Regions from separate parts of the Homo sapiens genome. Here region 2 is linked to region 1. Evidence: chromatin contacts called from ENCODE Hi-C or POLR2A ChIA-PET data. All regions are on one chromosome and are shown on one strand. The core of a region is the stretch at or near the end of the contact, and the rest is flanking DNA. Distances in the headings are between cores, read along the strand shown. Region 1 holds the start of CARNMT1-AS1 (CARNMT1 antisense RNA 1). Region 2 holds the start of UBQLN1 (ubiquilin 1).

Region 1 (3,257 bases), core at 192-2,691:
CAATTTCAAACAAGAAAAGTAAAAACCAAACAGAAAAGCTATTGCTTACTACCCTAACTTGGTACATTTCTGTGCTTGTTAATAACTAATAATTAACTTGTCCTCTCACAACCACCTTGAGATGCAGGGGTACAGGGTAAATTAGTACTGAGATAGTACCTAGCACTAAAATAGAATTATCTTTCTTGCACACTTTTTCTACAGAGGATGATAGTTTTTCCCTTCAAAGCACTGGTAATAGTCTTATTTTCTTCCTTCCATTTCTGCTTACTTGGTTACTGTCTTTATCAAACTATTAAAATAGTAAATACGACCAGATGCGGTGGCTCACACCTATAAACCAAGCACTTTGGGAGGCCCAGACAGGAGATCGCTTGAGCTCAGTGGGGCCCGGCTGCAGTGAGCCGTGATGGCACCACTGCACTCCCGCCTAGGTGGCCGAGAGAGACCCTGTCTCAAACAAAATAAAAAATAAAAATAATAAAATAGTAAATATACTGCAATTGTCTCCACCTCACTTCACCTGACAACACTATTTTGCTGTAATGGCCATAGAATCTTGATCTGACCACCGCCCATAGTAAGCAGGGAACTCAGCCTTCCAACATTAATTAAGAGCCCAACAATTTTAGGTTTCAGTTAGAAAGGACAGCTGCGCTTCAGGCTTGGTTCTTGCCAACTACTCAGCTATTTTGGATGAGCTGCACATTTTGTCTGTAACTTCCTCCATAAGTTTTTAATCAAGAGATCTTCCAGGAATGTAGGGCCTGCTTCACCTTCCACAGCAGCTGCGCAAAACATGCAAAACATACACTTCGATTTGTGTTTTCTGTTAGCTTTAGCTACTTCCCTCAGCCCAGACTCCCTTCAGTCTTTTGTTTTGAATAACAACCTACTGTGAAGCTTCTTAAACACTAGTTTTATTTAAAGCTTGTATTATCCTTTTCCTTTTTTTTTTTTTTTTTTTTGAGACGGCATCTCGCTCTGTTGCCCAGGCTGCAGTGTAGTGGTGCGATCTCTGGCTCACTACAGCCTCCACCTCCCAGGCTCAAGTGAATCTTCCTCCTCAGCCTCCCGAGTAGCTGGGACCACAGGGGCAGGCCAACAAGCCTGGCCTATTTTTGATTTTTTGTAGAGACGAGGTCTTGCTATGTTGCCCAGGATAGTCTGGAACTCTATTATAATCTTTGTCTTAATCTCATGGAGACGCCCCCGTGGTCACTGACTGGAGGAAGGAAATACACATTTTAAAGGTTTTAAATTTCCTATAGAAGGGTCTAGAACGTACCGCGCTATAACGAACATAGTAGTAAGACCACCGCCACACTCCTGAGGAAACAAGGTCACGCCCCTCTGCGGGCCGCTTGATCGGGTCTTTAATTAATCCCGCCGCGGCCTTCCCGCCTACCCCCGAGCGCGCACTTCCGGTCGCGAGGGCGCTCGGGAGCGCGCCCCGCGAGCCTCCACCAACCAGCGGCTCCGCCTGGCCAGACAGAGTGCGCGCGCGCACGTTGTGCGCAGGTTCGAATCTCCGCCGCTTCGCGGTTGCTTCTCAACGTCCGGGCCGCATCTCGGCGGCGGCGAGGGCTGAGCGCGGGAGCTGCCTCCGAGCCGGAGCCCCAGCCCTAGGCCCTGCGCGAGCTGCCCCGCCCTACCCCCTCCAGCGTCCTGTCGCCTCCTCGCCCGACTTCGGCCTGTCCCTCTCTCACGCGCTCAGTCCTCGCTCTTCGCCCCCCGCAGCTATCGGCACTCGGTCTCCCGCGCCTGGCGGGCTCCGCCCGAGCCTCTGGGCCCATGGCCAAGCGGCGTGCGGCCGAGCCGGTGACGTTCCACGTGCCTTGGAAGCGGCTCCTGCTTTGCGACTTCGCTGAGCAGCCGCCGCCACCGCCTCTCTGGATCCGGCCGCCCGGGGTCGCGCATGCTGGGCAGCTCCTCGGCGTCCCAGAGCAGCACCGAAAGCGCAAAATCGACGCAGGGACCATGGCAGAGCCCTCGGCTTCGCCCAGCAAGCGCCGTGACAGCGGGGACAACAGCGCCCCGAGCGGCCAGGAGCGTGAGGACCACGGTCTGGAGACAGGCGATCCGCCGCTGCCGCCGCCGCCCGTACTGCCGGGGCCGGGGGAGGAGCTCCCGGGCGCCCGGCTCCCGGGGGGCGGTGGCGACGACGGGGCGGGGCGCGCAGGACCCCCGCGGGGAGACTGGGGGGTCGCATCGCGCCAGGTAGGGGCTGGGGGCGGGTGGGCTGAGGGGCGAAGGGGCTTGCCTTTTCCCCACACACACAAAACGCCCCGGTTCCCACTCATGACTTGTGTAGGTTAAGACGCCTGAGGGGGTTGAAAGAAGGGGTCACCGCTCCGGGAGAGGACGCCGACCGCCAGAAGCACACCCCGAGAGTCCGATGGGCAGAAAGCACTGGGCTGGGCGAGGGGGAAACAGACCGTGGTCGGGAGCGATAGAAGTGGCCTTGCGGCGTCAGCGCCGCGCTCCGTAAAAGGGAAACGGGACCGTGGGTCGTGGCGGGCTGTGAGCATGGCGAGAACGCAGACCGTCAGGGCATAGGTTCAGCCCAAAGACAAACGACAGATAAAGGTGTAGAGGGCCTTCCTGGGTTTAACGATGATTAGTCTAGAATTCGGGATAGAGTTCTTTTTCTAGAGGGAGACCAGTGTGGTAGCCATTGATTAATTGAACGTCCTACCGGCTGGTACAGCTTCTGGAGAAAAGGATGGACCACCGTACCTTGGTCAAAGCTTTGTTTTAACTCATAGTGTTAAATCTGATCCTAGGCAAAAGTATCATTGAAAATTAATTTGGGGGCGGGGCGTGGTGTCTCACGCCTGGAATCCCAGGACTTTGGGAGGCCACGGCGGGTGGATCACCTGAGGTCGGGAGTTCGAGACCAGCCTGGCCAATAGGGTGAAACTCTGTCTCTATTAAAACACAAAAACTAGCTGGGTGTGGTGGTGTATGCCCGTAATCACAGCTACTCGGGAGGCTGAGGCACAAGAATCACTTTAACCTGGGAGATGGCGGTTGCAGTGAGCTGAGATTGGGCCAGTGCACTCCAGCCTGGGCCACAGAGTGAGACGCTGTCTCAAAAAAAAAGAAAAGAAAAGAAAGAAAAAAGAAAATTAATTTGGGCCTTAAGGCGTATATGAGAATCATTGGCGGGTTTTTATTCAAGACATGAGCCTGCCTCATCTCTGCATGTAAGAATCCTGAGAAGATCTAGGTATGCCTCGGTTTGCCTAGATCTC
Region 2 (3,351 bases), core at 184-2,683, 8.8 Mb before region 1:
GCTAATGAAGTTGAGGAGAAATTTTATTTAGACATATGGAAGAAATTCCAAATGATTGGTTGTCCAGTTGTGGCACTTTCTAGCTTTAGAAGCAGTGATCATCTCACACCTGGACATAACCAAGTAGTCATCCTTCATTAAGCAGAAGGCCTTGTTATTGAGCCATGCTGCCAGAAATTTAGGTGATATCAAATGATGTCTATACTGAAATCGATACCCTCAGGATTCTCTTAGACCCAGATTCCATAGAGCTCTGCTAAAAAGTCGTGTTTATGTAACAGTATTTATTCTCAGAACAGGGTTGGACGGCTTAGGAGCAGAAAGGCAGAATGTATCTTTGCGGATTTGGGTCATAGTGGGCTGTCAGGATTTAAATTGTGCAACATTGATTAATAATGGGCTGGTTTGTACATTCCTTGCAAGTCATCTTTAAAAGCCAATGACGTCATTTCAAATTAGGATTCTCAGAGATAATTTCTCTCTGTATTACACTGAAAATAATTTTGGAACTATCCTTAATGCCACTTAAAGCCTGAAATTGACCAGTAACTTAATTTGATAGAATATAAGGCGAACACCTCAACTATATTAAATTGTCCCATTTGGGTGGACACTCCTCGGGCACCCTGTTCCGCCCTACACACAGATAATCTGGGGGCGCTCGCGCACAGCTGTCATCGTAGCAGCAGAGGCCACTGTCAATACAGGTTGCCTGACTGATCGTCTGACCAAACCGGGCTAACCCGAGGGCGGTAAATAAGCTCTGGCCATGAAGCAATGACTCCGCAGGATTGCGCAGGGCAGTCACGGGCGTTCACTCCATTTTCTGTTCGTTGTGCTGAGGCCTTTCCACCATTAACTTACCCCAACTCCCCCGCATAGGGCAATACGACCCCTCCAAATATCAAACGCTAAGCATATTAAAATAACAAAATACCTCGCCGCTATTTTATCACCAGACCCTCCTCCCAGCGGGGAACGCAGAGTAGACAGAGAGGCAAGGGAGGGCAAGGCGATTGTGACAGCGCGGAGGGGTGAACACGGCCCAGCTGGGCATGAGGTAAGGTGGGGAGACTACCTGGACAGCAAGCGCGCAGGCGCAGCCGCGGCCGCAGGGCCCACTGGTCCCTTTCTAGTAATTTCGCTAACCGTGACGTCATCTCGGTGCGCCGTTACAGCGCTTAACTGGAAACTGCGATTTAGTTTTTGGTGAAAGGAGTGGAAAAAAACCATGAACTGACCTACCCCGCCCCATTTTGCTTTTAGTCCTTCACACTGGCTTCGCCTGCACTTTGGGCAATGGAGCGGGAAAGGAAAAGGCACGCAGGCTGAGCTCAAAGTCGCGCCAGCCGGGGATGACTCGGCGACGCCGCCAGGCGCGTTACCCGGCGTGCTCCGCGCGGCGCCGGCGAAGGGACGTGGGGGAAGGGGCAGGGAGGAGGAAGCGGTGGCTGCTGCGGATGTCGGTGTGAGCGAGCGGCGCCTGAACACACGGCGGCTGCCGAGCGCCTGACCCGGGCCTGCGCCAGAGCCTGCACCGAGCTCCGGGGCCCCACACCCGCTACGGTGGCCCTGCGCCCGTTGCTACTGAGGCGGCGTGCTCTGCATTCTTCGCTGTCCAGGCCTGCCGGCTCTGGTGTCTGCTGGCTCCTCCTTGCTCGCCTGCTCCCTCCTGCTTGCCTGAGTCACCGCCGCCGCCGCCGCCACAGCCATGGCCGAGAGTGGTGAAAGCGGCGGTCCTCCGGGCTCCCAGGATAGCGCCGCCGGAGCCGAAGGTGCTGGCGCCCCCGCGGCCGCTGCCTCCGCGGAGCCCAAAATCATGAAAGTCACCGTGAAGACCCCGAAGGAAAAGGAGGAATTCGCCGTGCCCGAGAATAGCTCCGTCCAGCAGGTGAGGCCGCCTGGGGCTCGGGCCGGGATGGGGGTGGCGGCAGGACCTCCGCCCGCCGCCCCAGGAGACCTTTTGGAAGGGCCTGGGAGAGGGGTCGTCCTCGGCCATTCTCCCGGGCGTCGTCCCAAATTAGATCACACCCAAGTTCGTGGGTTTGCGCCTTGGGACACCGCAATGGTTTGTGGCGTGGCGGCGCGGCCTGTTTGTGGGACGGGCTGATGCCGCTTTTCTCGGAGCCTTCCTTCTCTGGTATCCGCCGACCCTCAGCCTCCTCCCCCAGTTCCCCGCCCTCCGTCGCCTCCCCTCCAACTCCTCACAAAGGAAAGGGACCCACCGCCAGCCTCCGGGCGGGGTGGAGGCTGGGCGGGGGCGAGGGTTCGCTTTAGCTCAGGCTGCGGTTTTGTTTCATGAATTAAAAAGGGGTGGGTGGGATCCTCGTTGTTTTACGTGCCTGCTTGTTAAGGTGGGTTTTGGGGTGAGGTGCATGTGTATATTTAGTTCTGCATTTTAACTCCTGAAATCTTTCCCACCTTGCAACCTTTAAAAAAAAATTATGACGTAGAAACTGTTTTTAGCTCCATCTTAAGTAATAGTGATAGTACTAGGTTTAAGGAGAAAAGTGAATGACTTTCTTTCACTGATGACTTGCTCTTTCCCTTTTAGTATGTTTATCATCTCTTAGATGCCAATCATTGGGTAGGTTTTTGTTTGATTTTAGAGGGGCGATAGCGATGTTGATATTAGCGGTTGCAATCAAATAAAAGAAAATCGGAGTGAATGCAGAATATTACTTAAACTTGGTTCAGGAATACAAATCTTGCAGTTAATTAAGATTCTTGGTGGAATTTAACAAATAATTTTAGTGTATTGTTGAATACGTCGTGTTTTCCATAATTACTGACTTAATCTCTGAAGATCGCAAACAACGTGAACAGTTGGTGACAGGAAACAACAATTCCTGAAATGTACCTATCAGTTTCCCCAGGGACAGTAGGTGATTGGGGTATTGGTTTAACGAGTTCCAAAGGTAGTGTATTTTGTGAAGCAGTGAGGTGTGTAACATCAAATGAGAGAAACTTTTACCACCAACAGAATTATCACTTTTGTTTTTGTCTCCCAGTGCTTGTAAAAATTTTCCTTACCATTTTTGTATTTTCAAGCATGCGGAAAGTTGAAAGAATTGGGAAGTGGATACACATATGTCCATCATCTACAATTAGCATTTTACGGTATTATAATCGATTATCAAGTTCATTTAATTTTGGGGAGCAATTCAGAGTAAGTTGCACGTATCAGTAGATGACACCAGTACATGTCACTTCAGCATTGTGAACTTATTTGCCTAAGTTCAACTTCATTTTTTACGTTTTTTTGACGTAATTTTGGCAGCAGTGAAATGCATATGGTTGCCATTCCGTGAGTTTTCATAAATGCTTACACCTGTGTAGCCCAAGCTCTTA

The links. A loop is a pair of places that touch in the nucleus more often than their neighbours do. ChIA-PET counts read pairs that join two places held with the same protein, here RNA polymerase II (POLR2A). Pooled maps may share reads with other maps.
Region 2: a pooled map shows a loop between it and region 1 (5-fold over the local background). The contact joins the promoter of UBQLN1 here to the promoter of CARNMT1-AS1 in region 1. A Hi-C loop is called at or near these places in 4 of 50 pooled maps. POLR2A ChIA-PET finds 5 or more read pairs at or near these places in 2 of 52 experiments (CD4-positive, alpha-beta T cell and naive thymus-derived CD4-positive, alpha-beta T cell).

The regions. Positions count from the first base shown.
Region 1 is chr9:74,951,149-74,954,405 of GRCh38, reverse strand. CARNMT1-AS1 (CARNMT1 antisense RNA 1) reads right to left here and starts at 1,441. Exons shown (of 5, transcript NR_121183.1): 1 at 1,289-1,441. It overlaps C9orf40 (chromosome 9 open reading frame 40), which reads left to right and starts at 1,494. Exons shown (of 2, transcript NM_017998.3): 1 at 1,494-2,220. The coding sequence starts at 1,795. RefSeq lists silencers at 1,513-1,722, 1,993-2,202 and an enhancer at 2,533-2,602.
Region 2 is chr9:83,706,040-83,709,390 of GRCh38, reverse strand. UBQLN1 (ubiquilin 1) reads left to right here and starts at 1,433. Exons shown (of 11, transcript NM_013438.5): 1 at 1,433-1,891. The coding sequence starts at 1,712. It overlaps UBQLN1-AS1 (UBQLN1 antisense RNA 1), which reads right to left and starts at 1,556. Exons shown (of 2, transcript NR_135839.1): 1 at 1,079-1,556. RefSeq lists enhancers at 631-1,519, 1,683-1,752, 1,520-2,410.